Regions from separate parts of the Mus musculus genome. Here region 2 is linked to region 1. A link is a loop called in an ENCODE intact Hi-C map of the cell type or tissue named here. Cell type or tissue: left cerebral cortex. All regions are shown on one strand.

Region 1 (8,000 bases):
AGCAGAGAAGTTAACAGGTCTCTGTGGACATGACCGACATGCAGAGGGGCAAAGCTGGGTGCATGGAAAGGCCAGGCTGGAAGACAGGAATGGTTTCCATTTTTCCAAAGGGCCCTCAATGTAAGGGATACGAGCACTAAGAAACCCGCAATGAACACTTGAGACCCTTCCACTGGCAGCCTGAACACCTCCCAGAACACGACTGGAGCCTTGCAAGGTGCTCCCTTGCAGTACTTTGTGCACACTCCTGCCTGCAGCCCAACTGCCTAATCCTCTCAATGGTCTTCTGCATTTATATGTTTCTTTTAATTTGTAAAGGAGGGTGAGGAAGAACAGGGTCTCAATCCACTGCTAAGCACGACCTTGAATTCCTAATCTTCCTGAGCACCGGGATTACAGGCACATACTCCATTCATGCAAAACTGAGATAGAACTCGGGACTTAGTAGATAGATGCAAGGCAAGCGAGTACTCTACCAACTGGGCTACAGTGTCAGCCCTGTTATCTTTTTGAAAGCTAAAAGACCTCACAAAGAATCCTCTCAGTAATGTGAGGCCAGGAGACACATATAAGAATCAACTGCATCACCAAACTCACTGCTCAAAGTTCAGATGGATTCTGTTTCTTTACTAGTAAGAAAGGAAAAGATCTGGGCTGGAAGCCCGGTGTGGTGGCGCACGCCTTTAATCCCAGCACTCGGAAGGTAGAGGCAGGTGGATTTCTGAGTTCGAGGCCAGCCTGGTCTACAAAGTGAGTTCCAGGACAGCCAGAGCTATACAGAGAAACCCTGTCTCCAAAAAAAAAAAAGATTTGGGCTGGAGAGATGGCTCAGTGTTTAAGAGCAGTGGGTGTTCTTTCAAAGGACTTGGGCTTGTTCCCAGCACTCACATGGTAGTTCACTAACACCTGTAATTCTAGTTTCAAGAGTTCCTGCCCTCTGAGGGCACTATATGACACTGACATTCATTCTTTCATTCATAGATACATGCAGACATACATACACCACATGCAGACAAAACACTCATATGCATGAAATAAAAATAAAATGTAAAAAGAAAGATTTTATACACAGGTTCACAATGTCACCTGTCTTGAGCACTGGGTCATTAAATAAAATAATGAGGTGGTGGGTGAATGGATAGATAAAAGACATGCAGGCAGGTAGACAAGACACACAAGACAGTGTGTGCAACACAGAGCCAGATGTTGGCAAATGCTGGTTTCTTCTGCTGGCTTATACAGGAAGACAACTACAGAAAGCTTCATAAAAGATAACATATAATTTCATATCAGGCAAGTGGAAAATTGTCTATAGAAAGAGAGAGAGAGAGAACGAACGAGAACGAACAAGCTGTAGGAGTCTAAGCCAGAGCATTCAGGGGAAATTTTGAATTTTGCTTGGATCCAAGAAATGCCAGCACCTATTCTGATTCACACAGATCCTGCTGGACCCATCAGAAGGAAGGAGCCAAACCAGGCAACATCACACCTTTCCCTACTCAATAGTCCAAAATCAGGGTTTTGCCTTCAACCTTGACCTTGGGAGCAACCATCTCTGGGAGTTGAAGATATGGGGTAGTGGCTCACAGGATGTTGCCAGTCTTTGTCTCTGCTTGCTGTGGGGGCAAAAAAAAAAAAAAAAAAAAAAAAAAAAAAAAAAACCAGTGTGCATTTGGAAGATTATATAGGGCTTGATTTTGCTGATCTTTTGAGCGAGACACTGAGACAGAAAACAGGCTCATCTTTGGGACTTCACAGTTCACTAGTGAGTTCAGCAAACCACAATACAAGGCCTGTTTCCCTGGGGATCATCTCTCCCAGGGAAAGATCCAAGATGTCAGGCCTCATCTTTAGAACTTGTGGGGGTGGGTGAAGTGGTTCTCTGAAGGAACACTATGGAGGCTGGACGTATGTGGCTGTGCATTGGATCCACACACACTCCACATGGCACTTATTTTAAGGCACCACCAGCTATTTTTACCCTCCCCAGAAACACTGGAAAGGGAATCCACACAGGAAAACAAAGGCTGCAAGCCTCTTGAGCTACTCCACTTCACACTTCCACTGAATCACCATGGTACACACACTGTCTGCTCCTTTGTCTCAGGGACAAATCTCACAAACAAGTCACAGGGGATCGAATCTAAGAAAAGTCAGAGTCAAAAAAAGCTTTTAGGTGACAACACCACTTCTCCCCAGCAGCCATGATACTCCACCAGCAGTGCTGGGTGCCCAGTGTGTGACTAACAGGATGCTACAGGACCGAGTGCCTATGCTTATGCTTTAGAAGGCCCAGAGACGCCATCTCGACTGTCTACAGTTACATGCAGGATACTCGTAAGGGGAAGATGCTAGAGTACCAGGTGGTCAGACCGCGACCAGGAGGAGACAGCAAACATGACGCTACCGGACCAAGTGCCTGTGTGTCCATCTCAACTCTGCCTACAGATACACAGGATAGCCTTATGGGAGAGATGCTAGAGTACCACGTGGACAGACCTTGACCAGGAGGAGACAGGAAGCTGGAAGGAGGGGTCTTAGAGGAGTACATTAGTTTTATGTCATATAAACCAAAACTGACCCACTTTCCCACAGGAGACATATAAAGCTTGGTCCAGGACTAATCTACCCAAGGAAAGGAAAGGGAAGAAGGGCATGTAGTGTGACATCTGTGTATGATTTATGCTGTTCTGGAATCTTCTAGCTGGCCCAGGAGGTATGCCTGAGGGCACCTCACAGCCAGCCCTATTAGACCCTGGGCCTTGCAATGCTGGCCTCTTACTGGATTCCAGCAGAGGCAAACAGCCCTGGTATGTATCATTTTATTTGTACTAAAAACATCCTTCCTGGAGCCAATCCAACACGCTGAGCACACTGTTCTCAACTAAGGCCTTACCAGTATCTGGGAATGTGTTAGGGCTCAGCAGCTCACTATAGCGAACATTTTATCCTCTGCTGGTTTTTTTTTGTTGTTGTTGTTTAAAAAAAGAAAAAGAAAAAGGAAAAGGAAAAGAAAAAAAAGCTTGCTGATGTCCCAAGGGTGGAACTGCCCCCTCTGGTGGAGCAGCTAGCTCAGGGGCACTCTGAGGCAGAGGTTCTCACCTCTATCTCATTCAATAGCCACTCCGCCCCTCCCCCAACAGCCCATGGGCAACAGGTGTGGTGATAAGAACATTCCAGAGCCCAAAGAGCCCTGTGCATCTCAAAAGTACTCACTTCCTCTCCAGAAGTTTAAGAAATTAGGTGTTGTTACCCTACTCAAAATTGTAGGACGTGGTCAGATTTATCGTCTAGAGGTGGTGGGGGCGAGGACCCTGAACCTCAGAGGTCCAGTTGTGTCTAGAGTTAACAGGACCCATACTCTCACAGATTTCAGTTCACTTATTTGGAATGTGAAGATGAAGGGCCTCACACAATTGCAGAGGCAAAAGCGAGTAAGCCTGCAGCAGGGCTCAGAGGCAAGCTAGTACACAGGGGTCAGCTAAAGCAGGGGTTCTCCATCCTGAGTCCTAGACGCCTAGGAGGGGTGGGTCCTCTCAGAGGAGGCCATCTTTGTCTTTTACTGACACACAATGCAAAAATAGCGCTGTTAGGAGACTGTGGGGAAGATTTGCTTTAAAAAAAATATATAGCGGGGCAGGAGTTTGTGACACAGGCCAGGAACCTTAGCTTCCATAAATAATGCTTTCACAAAGAAACAAACCTGCCCATCTATGGGCTGAGGAGCTGGATCTGTGGGTGAGGCGCTAGCCTTGTAAGCAGGAGGACCACGCTTTGATTCCCAGAAGAGCCAGGTGTGGTTGGTGGCATGTCCTTGAAATCTCAGGAAAATGTGTGGATTCCTGGGTCAACCAGCCAACCAGCCTAGCCTGCTCGGTAAGTTCCAGGCCAATGAGAAAGACCTTATCTCAAAGGGGAAGGGGTGTGCCTAGGGGTGGGGCTTCAGAACTAAACCTGAAAGGGTGTCCTCTTGGCTCAACAAGTACTCAGGAATGAACATGAATGAACAAACCAAACACACACACACACACACACACACACACACACACACACACACACACACACCCTCTCTCCCTCCCAAATAAAACCTGTGAAATGGGGAAAGTGCCATTATTTTTGCGAAACTGTTAGGAAGACTCTGGGAACAGACACAACTCTTCATACAGTCGAGTTTCTAGTGAAGCCCACCAGAGCACTTAGTTCTGGTGCCTACGAATGGCGAGCCTCGGGAAAGGGCACACTGTTGGGCCTCTGGGAGGCTGGCTGAGTTCAGATTACTTTCTTTGGACCAGGCCCCTGCAAAGTCACTCCCAGCCAGGACACTCAGACCCTTTGGAAGGGTCCTGGAGAGCAGTGCTCAGTCTTGACCAGCTGCCCTGACACACCTTAGCTGCCACGGCCCCACTACCCTGCAGAGCATCCATTAGCCCCAGCAAGAAAGACCCACAAGCTACCTCAGCCACACGGTCAGCCTCTACAGAAAGCTTGCTGGAAGGCTAAAGTTATTCTGGGCACTCTTTGAAGAAATCTGGATTGGGTTTATCTGCAAGCTACATCTGTAAACACGCCATAAGGCCCATCCCATCCCAAAGAGGAGTGGGTATTTGTCCACTGCCTCTGCCTTTACCAGGGGAAGAAAACAATGGAGCATGCTAGGCCACCTATGAGGAGGCCACCTTAACATAGCAATCCATATGACATTCCTTCCACAGAATTTCCTAGTTCTTCTCAATAAGCACAAAGACAAATTCCTCATCCTTTGGCTTCCGTTGAGTAGAAAAAAATTAATTGCCACATAAAACTGCTGATTCCTACCAAGTGAAATAATACGATTTATCAACTCACAGGGCGAGCAAACTCAATAGGGGTTTAGCTACATCACCTGAAATAAATGTGGTGTTTTCTGTGGATGACAGTTTTAGGAGGAATGTAAAGTTTTGTGAATTCATTCAGATGGGACAAACTTCTAATGTAAACATAGACAGGAGGTGGTGAGAGCTTCTGGGCGTGCAAGCCTCTTAGAGCATTCTCTGACAAAGAAACCCTAGGGTGGGGGACTCATTCCCAACAGCCACTTCCCAGGCTGCAGCATCGCCCTGCCCAGGGATGCTAAGGTGACCCAATTCTCAGCCCCTAACTGTATAGCTCATGGTTTCCTCTGTGTAAAATCCAGTTTCTTCAAATGCACAGAGAGTGAACCTCAGTCAACAGCTTGTCTTGTTTTCTGCGAAGGGTTATGAATTTGTAAATAAACCACACAGTTCAGGACATTTAAGCATGGAGCACCTGAGGAAAGAGGACCAAATGACAAGAAGGGGCAGGTGGCGTCATGCGCTCCAAGGACAGAGTGTCATCTTTATTGGACCATTTCTGACTACCTAATCTCTGCCCCATTGTTAAGGTGTCAGTGGGCCATTTCTGCAGGGCACTCTTCTCACGTGAACAAGGCCAAACACGAGGACCCATTCCATTCTCTCTTTCCAGTTATGGTGAAAGACTAGGAGTTAGACTCCTGGTAGGCAACAGATAGGGAGAAGGTCCACTATGTCCAAGGTAATAAAGGTGATGAATCTCCAAGGCCAGCTTCTTCCTCAACTTCCTGACTTCAGACCAAAGCTTGGCAACTTTAGTCTCCCACCAGCTGATGGACTGATTCAGCAAGTCCGAGGCTGGATCCGTGGGTGTCATACGTAGTTTCGGACCACCCTGTTTATCTTCAGACTGGGCAACCCTAAATGTGGCGAAGAAAACTGCTAGGCGTCACAAAGGGTCTTTTTGTCTGTGTCAGCTGCATGAGTGTTTCCTTGTCCCCCAGTAAACGTCTTTCTTCAACTGTTGGTTCTGTCTACAGTGTTTGAGATTGCTCTGCTGCTAACCACGAACCCAAATCAGACTGTATCATTTGGAACAGAACAGTCCTCAATTTCCCAACTTAGCAATGCAAGCCTCTGTCCTCCAGAAGAAAGTAAAGGGTTCCAACTGAAGGTAGGCCAGCTCAGCTGTTAAGTCCGACAGTGAGAGGATAGCATGACGGGTGCCATGCGTGCCTTAGACCCTGACCATGAGCTCAGACCCGTGTGAGGACTGTGCTCTTTAAAAAATTTAAGAAGAATAAAAAAATAAAAAAAGTATTAATTTGAAAAGTAGGAAGCAGGCATCCACGCAAGACACAGTCTACAAGTTGAGGTCAGAGGAAAACCCGGGAGTTTCTCCATCCTTCATACGGGTTCTGGGGACTGAGCTCAAGATCTTCACACTCGGTGGCAAGCACCTTTACCTAGTCACCCTCTTGTTAATTAAAAATTTTACTACGTTTATTTACGGGGTGAATGTGCATATGCCCACATGGAGGGCACAGGCTACCTTGCCAAAGGACTTCCTACCACGTGCCATGTGGGCTCTAGGAAGCCAACTCCCATCACCTTTATCCACAGAGCTGTCTCACCAGTCCCCGGGGATCCTGTGAGCCTGGTAAGTAAGTGGGAACAGCTCACCTTGGGTTTCCCCGTGGTCACAGCTACTAACTAACTAACGCATGTTGATCTTTCCCATCTCTAGCTACTCCAATTTGTCCCTTTGTCAACCTCGGCTCCCTCTGAAGGTGGGAGGTAGGGATCCTGCCGAGGGCCGTAGGAAGCAGGATGAAGAATGAGCCCTTTCTGGTTTAGCTGCTCACCTCAAAGACAGTTTTGTTCTTTTCTTCTTTCTTGGTGAAGTTTTATGTCTTAACATTTCAGTTTCGCAAGGTTCTCCACCCCACTGGTTTTACTACTTAATGAGCAGAGACTATTCTGGAATGACTATCTTAAGTGCAGCTGCAGCTAACCTACCACTGCTCTGCAGAGAACAAGACATGCCCAGGAGAACTGCAGTCTGGTGATGAAACGCCTGCTTCTAGGAAACACACTCTGCTCTCCCCACGGCCCGACAGCTGCTTCAGAGAAGCTAGAATCCAAGGGAAGCTGTGAGGTCCACCCTTGCAGCAAGGGCCTGTTTAATTACACTTAGAACTCAGTGTGCTGTCTATGATTTATTATGTGATGTCTATGATTTGTGCGTATTCCTGGATATGTGATAGTATTAAATGTTGCAAAGACTCCAGGGAAAAGTCAACATTGGGATGCCCCCACCTGGCTGCTCAGTCCCTTCCTCTCAAAGGAGGAGAACTTTTGGCTAAATGGGGTAGGTTCCCAGGGGATTTGTTCCCATGGATTTTGCATAGGGAAGTAAATGGGAGCTCCAGACAAAGTGAAGAGTAGAGACTGAGCCATCTGTCTCTTATGCTATACATAAAGGACCAAACTACTGGAGAAGAAAGGCATCCATCATCCCAAGGCTTTAGATAGAAAGCTGCCAGTCCTCACTTCAGCTTCCATGAGTATGGTGGAAGCAAAGGCCACAGCGGCCACTCCTCTACTGAGCCACATCTACATTCACACTCCCAACTTCACAGAAAGAGGAGCCACATCCATCGGGCATCGGGACCAACAGAAGTTCAGGATTTGATATTCCAAAAGGCATGAAGTGATACCATCATGCATACGGAGCCGTGAGGGATGGACAGCACAGACCAAGACTGGCAAGATGGCTGGGCAGTGCTGGCGACATCTAGGCAGCAGCATCTTTGCAGTGAAAAGATTGAGGAGGAAGACAACAGCTGAACATCTGACAGATGATACTGTGCTCTGGTCACGTGATGCTGGGTGCATCACCTGAACCATCACATTTGGGAATCCTGAGCTGTAACAAGAACTACTTCATCGAGATTTCTAACTGTGGCTCAAGAAAGGGACTAGCACAGCACTTGGCATCTCTTAATAAATGCCTTGAGGTGAACAGGAGAAGCCGTGGCAGGCTGGCTTCCTCCTCCCTATCTGTTCCCACAAGTCTTCCCTGGTGACTGTGGAAAGGACTGATCAATGGCAATGCCACTAAGTTCCCAAAGCTCAGGCTGACTTCAATGCGAGGCAAGGAGAGCTCCTTTCAATGACATCACCACC
Region 2 (8,000 bases), 200 kb after region 1:
CTGCTATGCTTTCAAAGAGACAATTTTCTCCCTCCTCTCAGATGACTTTAGCACTAGCCAAGACACAATATATATGATAGATATGACTACTGATTAGAGAAGATGTCACAACCAACTTTATATTCTTTCTTTCTTTCTTTCCTCCCTCCTTCCCTTTCCCCTCCCTTCTCTCTTCCTTCCTCTCTTTCCTTTATTTCTTCCCTCCCTCCCTCCCCTCCCTTTCTCCCTCCCTCTTCCCTCCCTCCCTTCTTTCCTTCTTTTTTTTTTTTTTTGAGCTGAGGACTGAACCCAGGCCCCTGCACTTTTTAGGCAAGTGCTCTACCACTTAGCTAAATCTTGTCCCTATTTTTTATTTTTCTTGAACTATGGTCTTATGTATCCCAGGCTGGCCCAGAAATCTATGTAGTTGAGGATGATTGTAAACTCCTGGTCTTCCTGCCTCCATTTTCTGAGTGCTGGGATTATAGGTATGCACCACCATGCCCTGCTTCAGAGGTGCTGAGGATGGAATTTATGGCTTTGTGTATGCCAGGCACGCACTTCAGACTGAACAGCATGCCCAGGCAGTGAACTAACTTCTTTTGCTTTATCTTTACGTCAGTGTATGAAATAAGATTTATTCACATCAACTGTAGTGCTGGTCAAAATTCTGAAAGACAGAATTGGAGCATAACTTTGGCACATTTCTGTAAATTAAAAAAGGTTTATTTAATTATGTGTGTGAGCATTTTGCCTGCATGCATGTACGTGCATCATATGTGAGGCTGGTGCCCATGGAGGTCAGAAGAGGGCACTGGAACTGGAGTTATAGACTGTTGTGAGATGCTATGTTGGTGCTGGGAATCGAACCCGGGTCCTCTGCAAGAGCAGTGCTCTTCACTGCTGAGCCACCTCTCCAGCCCACTTTTTGTTTGTTTGTTTTTAAAACTGAGTACACTGCAGGAGGCAGCTAGCTGGGCAGAATAAATCGCCATTTGCTGTTGACAGTGTTGTAATGTTTCTCTCTTTCAGGATTGTAATTTTTTGGAATTCAGAATTTAGGGTTTAAAGGTTACATCTAATGTGTGTGTAAGTGTGCATGTCACAGTGCACATGTGGAGGTTAGAGAGCTACTTGTAGCTGTTAGCTCTCTCCTTTTACCACGTTGGTTTCTGGGGAATCAAACTCAGGTCATCAGACTTGATGGCAAGCACCTTTACTCACTGAGCCTTATTGGTGGCCCCAACTGTAGGTTTTTAAACCTCTTATATTTTGATCTTTCAGACACCAACATCCAGGACTATATTTTTGGGGTCTGAGACTTGATATATATATATATGAATGAATGTCTATGTATACACACTCGTGTGAACACACACACCACTTGCCATTTTAATCATTTTTAAGATCCACTTTTTTTTTTTTCAAGACAGACAGGGTTTCTCTGTATAGCCCTGGCTGTCCTGGAACTCACTTTGTAGACCAGGCTGGCCTTGAACTCAGAAATCCACCTGCCTCTCCCACCCGAGTGCTGGGATTAAAGGCGTGCGCCACCACTCCTGACTTTAAGATGCCCTTTTAAGATGCTGATTACTTTTGCAATATCATACACCATTGGCTATGGCCACACTATCATGGGACCACACTAACCGCTGTAGTCCATTTTCATCATCCTGAGAAGTACCTTTGTACCCCTTTAAGGAAAAGCTTACCATTTTCTTTCCCTTAGCTCTGATAATATGTATCTATCTATATATCTATCTGTTTACCTGTGTATGCATGTATATATGTATGTATCTGTCTATTTATGTATATATATATATATGTTTGTATGTACTGTCTGTCTATCTATCTATCTATCTATCTATCTATCTATCTATCTGTCATCAGTAGGGTTTTGTTATGTAGCATAGGCTGGCCTTGAATTTGTCATCCTTCTGCCTTAGCTTTCCAAAGGCTTTACACACTGTGATGTTTATATATGCTTGGCTCAGGGAGCAGCACTACTAGGAGGTGTGGCCTTGTTGGTACTTGTGTCACTGTGAGCTGCCTAGAAGTGAGTCTTCCACTAGCAGCCTTCAGATGAAGATGTAGAACTCTCAACTCTGCCTGCACCATGCCTGCCTGGATGCCGCCCTGCTCCCACCTTGATAATAATGGACTGGATCTCTGAACCTGTAAGCCAGCCCCAATTAAAAGTTGTCCTTTATAAGACTTGCCTTGGTCATGGTGTCTGTTCACAGCAGTAAAACCCTAACTAAAACACCCCCCCCACACACACACCTTCTCCTTCTCCTCCTCCTCTTTTGTAAGATTTGCATATTCTAGGAACCTTACAGGAATAAAATTATACAATATGTGTTCATTGTGATCCATTGTGACTGGCTTATCTCACTTAGCACACTGTCTTCAAGTTTCATCTATGTAGGAGCATGTGTCAGAGCTTCATCCCTCTTATTGGCTGATTTATGTGCCACCCTATGAGTAGAACACATATTATAAATCCATCCATTTGTTTATCACCCCTTTGTGAGCCCAAGTGTACCCAGGTGAGCCTTTTCTGCATTTGGTTTTCATGATCAATGTCCTCATGAGTGACCTCTGCAGTCCCTGTGTCAACTTAGGGTTCTCTATTTGCTTCACAGAGGCCTTCTGTTGTGACAGGTCCCTGACAGCTAGGGCAATGCATAGCGAGCACAGGTAGAAAACCAGGAATGGCCCCATCTCTCAGACCTGTTCCAACAGTGTGCCCAGACAAGCCCACCCTGGATCTTGCCCGTGCTGCCTTCCAGAGTGACCCGTGACTAAGACCTTCCTCGTTTCTTTCCACTTGTGAACCTAGACCTTAAGGGAGCTGGAGGCAGACCATGGCTAGTGACCCATTTATTTTCTTCTCTTGGGGTCTGCTCCTCACAGTGAAGTTCTTACACGCTACGGAGCTCCAGGACTCTATAACCAGTGTCCATTTCAGTCCTTCCTTGATTCATTTATAGAAAGGAAGTTGTTGGTAAAATAGTGAAATTACCCCACTGAGAGGGTTTATTCTAGCCTTACTGGTTAGTATTGCCCAGGTCGATGTGAAAAAACCAAACAAAACAAAGCAAACAAACAAAAAAGCCCAATGAATTACTGTCTTAGTAGTTTTGCTTGGGTTGTTAGTAAGATTGACCATTTTTTCTTATGTCAATCTGCCTCTGCACTTTGTGTGTTTGTGTTTTGTATCGGTGTGTGCCTGTGTGTGCACATGTGGAGGCTAGAGGCCAATGTCTGGGTTTCCTTCAGTTGTCTTCCCCCTTAGTTTTTGAGACAGCATCCCTCACTGAACCTGAATCTCACTTTTGGTTAGACTGGTTGACCAGTAAGCTCCAGGAATCCACTTGTCTCCTCAGAGCTGGGTGACAGATGTGGCCATGGTGCTAGGCTTTCGTGTGGGGCTAGGGAATCCAGGCTCAGACATGTACAACAATCACTTGTCTGACTGAGTCAACTCTCCCAGGGCCTCAGCACCAATGATTTGAACTTTTTAGTCATGAAAAGCAATGGGTAGTGGCTGTGGTTATGCCTCAATTGGAAAAGTGTCTGCCTAAGCAAGCACGGAGCCCTGGGTTCGATTCCCACTGTATAAACTGGGTGTCAGGTACACCCCTGTAGTTCCAGCATTCAGGAAGTAGAGGAGAACAGTAAGTTCCAGGCCATCTGAGGTTACATGGTGACCTTGTGAACACCCTCGAAGCCAAGGGAATTAGGAAAGGGCCTTTTATAGGAGTAACACTCCATCCTGCCCCGTGAGCTGTAGCCCTGTAGTGGGCACACTTCTAGAGGAGATACAGATTGCAAACTGAGCATTCTACACTTGACCCCAAAGGCTGTTCTCACTAGTGAGGGGCTCGTCATTGAAAAGTCAAAATCGAGTGCTTTGGGTTTTCTTTTGACTCCCTCTGTCCAAGATCACATGGAAGCCACAGCCCCATCCTGCTGGTGGCCCCTGCCTTGCCAAGAGCACTAACTGCAGCATTAGACTTTGTACTTATGGAATTGTCATGCTAAAATTGCCCAGATGCCAAGTTACTGCTTTGGTCAGAAGAGGTATAACTGTCCATGCGTGGCTTACGGTGGGAGGTGGGTGGAGATCATTGCCTGCACATGGACAATTGTCTTCTAAATCAACTCACCGGAATGACCACATGCAAAAGAACTAAAGGACGTGCACTGACATTCTAGCATAATGTTGCTTATTGGCATATTAGTTTAAAATAATTTATTTTTCAGTGAGCCCAGTGCCTGTGCATGGTAGACACATGCTTTACCACTGAGTTATGTTCTCGGGTGTTTTTTGTTTTTTGTTTTTTGTTTTTGACAGGGTCTCTCATTTCAGGGCAATTCTCTTGCCTCAGCCTCTCTTGTACTGGGAGTGCAAGTATGAGTCACCATGTCTGGTAGCTCAACATATATTTTTTTCAAGGCAGATATCTTCGCTATGTAGACCTGGGTGTCCTGGAACTAGTTCTGTAGACCAGGCTGGTCTCGAACTCAGAGATCCACCTGCTTCTGCCTCCAGAGTGCTGGAATCAAATGCATGCGCCACCACCCCTGGCTCTGGCATCTTTTATTAATCACTGTTAATGTGGCATACTATTTTCTCAGGGATGTGGGTCGGCTGTGTTCCGCCCACTCGAAGGAAGAGGAAACACTTGCTATAATTAAGTTTCCCAGGAGTTTGTAACAGGATTTAAAAAAATGCTTATAGTGTGTTGGCAAGTAAGAAACCAAACAGATTCCCATTGCTGCTGCCGCCGCCGCATCACTGTTACAACCACAGAAAAGAGGTCCATTCTCGGCAGGGCGCACCCAAAGGCATTTATTTCCAGAAAATGGAATACTAGGCAGGCACCTTACTTTCATTCTTTCTACTCTCTCAATTTTGTTCATTGAAGAGACGCCTGATATCATGATGGATATCATTTATTAGAGCAAAGGCTCGTGCATTAGCCAACATATGGAACCAACTTAGCTGTCCGTGTGCACACGAATGGATGAATGGAATGCAGTCTACACACACAATAGAAACCCATGAAGCTGGGAGAACTGGAAGCCTGGCTCTCTTGGGGACATGGAAGGAACAGAGGCTGTTATATTAAGTGACACAAAGAAGAATATTCTCTCATGGTAGAGCTTTTAAAAGCTGATTTCAATGGAGATAATACAACATCACTTACCAGATCCTGGGAGGGCTATGGGGGAGGGAGGGTCGCAAAGAGGATGGTTAATGGGTGCAGGGTGAAGCTGGATAGGAGGGATTGCTTTTCTCAAGATTTATTTAGTTTTTTTCCCCTCCCCACTTCTCTCTGTGTGTACACATAGATGCACATACAGGTGCCTTTCCACAAAGGCCAGAAGGCAGTGTCTGATTCCCCAGGAGCTGGAGTTAGACAGGATTGTGAGCTGTCTGATGTGGGTGCTAAGAACCAAATTCCAATTCTCTGCAGAAGCAACAAGTGCTCCTAACTGCTGCTCCATCTCTCCAGCTCCTAACTACTGAGCCATCCCTCCAGCTCCTAACCACTGAGCCATCCCTCCAGCTCCTAGCCACTGAGCCATCTCTCCAGCTCACTTCCCCCCCCCCCCCACCCCCGGGAGAATATCTTACTGAACCTGGAACTCACCAAATTGTCAAGAATATAACCATATAATCCACCTGTCCTACCTCTCCACCTCACTTCTGGGATCACAGGCACACATCACCACGCCACGCGTTTTAAGTGGGCACTGGAGATCTTGTACACATGCTTGCCTGACAAGCATTTCAGTGTCAGGACGAATGAACCATTTGCCCAGCCTGCAACATTGTTCTTTGAAGCGATGTTTATTTTTATTTATGTTGTTTACATGCATGCGCCTTTATGTCTACGTACACCATACATGTACAGGTGCCACAGAGGCCAGGAGACAGTGTTGGATTCCTGGAACTGGAGTTGCAGGCTGCTGTGAGCTGTCTGATGGCGCTGAAAACCAAAGCCTCCGGAAGAGCAGAAAGAGCTCCAATCGACTGAGCCAGTGACTCAGCCTGGTCCCCACTGCGGTTCTGAATGAGGCAACAGGTTCTCTAGCATGCGATTCTGGCACTTTCTAAAAATGACCCCCACCCCCAGCCAGCAGTTCAGCAGCAGATTGGGTGGTGGGAACTGGGCAACTTGAAGGTGTCTGCACGGCATGAAAAAGAGCCGATCTCCCTCGGCAACCTGCTCCCATGTTTGTTTTAAAACCAGCGCAGGTTAGTGCGCCAGCTGCACAGGCTCTCACTCTGCCACAGGAGTGTGAATTAGCACAGCTTTTCCTGAGGACAATCTGGCGACTCACAAGAAGAGCCTCGTGCTTCTGCACAGCCGTTTAATGGAGCTGTTTTACCACAGGGATTTCTTCTGAGGAAGTGACCCCGTGTGTCTAAAAATAGAGCCAAAAAGTCCATCACAGCAGAGCTTTAACAATGCGTATCAGAAATAATGCAAAAGATGATGAAATAAATCATGGTGTGTTCCTGTAATGGGACTCTGTATTTCTGAGGAATAGTAAGTAAAGAAATTATTATGCTGTCAAGAGGAAAAAGCTGATATAAAGGGATATATATATATATATATATATATATATATATATATCAGTGTGATCTATTTTGTATTCAAAATATGTACTTGATAATTAAAAATAATGGGAAATTACATGTAAAATTGTTAACTCTTTCTACTGTTTCTGGATACTAGAATAGGAGTGATTTCTTTTTTGTGTGTTGTTCAGTCTTTTTATTTATCCAACAGGTAGGTCTTAGCTGTCTTGCTCCAGTAATGGATAGAGACCAGTGAGACATATTAGGCCAGCCTGGGCTGCTCAGGGCAGGGAACTGTCCCTGGGCACACCAGGTATTCTTTACAAACCCCAGACAGTGGCCTATACCTTGGGGAAAGAAGTAACACAATAGGTTGGCCGTGCCCTAGGAAGGCGCTGAAGTGGCTCACTGCTCTAATGGGATCGGGGAAAGGAGGAAGTCCTTGTTCTGGCCTTCTTGGGTGTGGTGTGACTGGGGGACTTTTACTCACATTTTCAGTGAGTTATCTACTCACCCACCCATCCTTTAACCTATTTATTCATCCCCCCATCTTCTTATTCAAATACCCACCAATTTATTTATTTACTTACTCACTCTCCCATAAACAACCTCTCCATCTATCTATTATCACCTGAATGTCCATCTATTGAAACCCTTGTCTATCTCTCCAGCCATGCTCTTATCCTTCATTCCTTCAACCACTTACACATCCATCCTTGTACCAAACCACTCATTTATTTGCTTATGTAATTGTTCATTCATTCATTCACTTACCCATTCATTCATCATCGACCCTCTCAGGTACACACACACACACACACACACACACACACACACACACACACATACTTCATTTCCCACTCATCTGAATATCTGCCCATCTGTACACCCATCCATCGTTTATCTATCTACTGTCCAATCCATTTAGATATATCCACTTACCAGTCTATCTACCCATCTATCCATCCATCTGTCTGTCTGTCCATCTATCCCTCTGTCTGTCCGTCCATCCATCCATCCATCTGTTTGTTTCTTTATTTATTCTCCAAACATTGACTGAGGATCTACAAGTTCCATACCTTGGGAGGTTGGACATCTATATTGGGTGGTGCCAAAATAAAAGAACACATTTTAAACTCTCACTTGAACAAAGAAGTATTAGTGGCAGTTGTGGTGTGGTCTGAAAAATAGTGACAACCTGGGGTTCCCCCATCTGGACTTTAATAGAGAAATGAACTAAAGTTCAGTGTTTGTGGGGAAATAGAAGCAAAGTTCTTTTCTTTTTTTCCCTCTCCTTTTCCCTTCTCTTCTTTTTTCTTTCTTTTAAAAAATCTTTTAAACAAGGCCTCATGTAGCTCAGCGTGGCCTTGAATTTGACAGGTAGCGGGGGATGATCTTGGTCTCTTGATTCTCCTGTCTTCAT

What was found. Hi-C counts contacts between places; a loop is a spot of excess contacts. Peaks named below come from ENCODE experiments on the same cell type or tissue, not always from the same donor. Only the 100,000 strongest peaks of a DNase experiment are listed, where the experiment ranks them.
Region 2: a loop joins it to region 1, with 7 times the contacts of the local background. A loop is called at or near these places in 3 of 42 quality-filtered maps.

What each region holds. Positions count from the first base shown.
Region 1 is chr7:133,038,090-133,046,089 of GRCm38, forward strand. It overlaps a transcript of Ctbp2 not described here. Among named protein-coding and RNA genes, the nearest start is that of Ctbp2, 27 kb to the left of the region's middle. In left cerebral cortex, a CTCF peak has its summit at 3,060; DNase peaks (open chromatin) are centred at 1,462, 1,983 and 2,758; H3K27ac peaks cover 577 bases.
Region 2 is chr7:133,238,569-133,246,568 of GRCm38, forward strand. No RefSeq gene overlaps it. Among named protein-coding and RNA genes, the nearest start is that of Gm35567, 27 kb to the left of the region's middle. In left cerebral cortex, no CTCF peak of the experiment used is centred here; DNase peaks (open chromatin) are centred at 4,591, 4,699 and 6,190.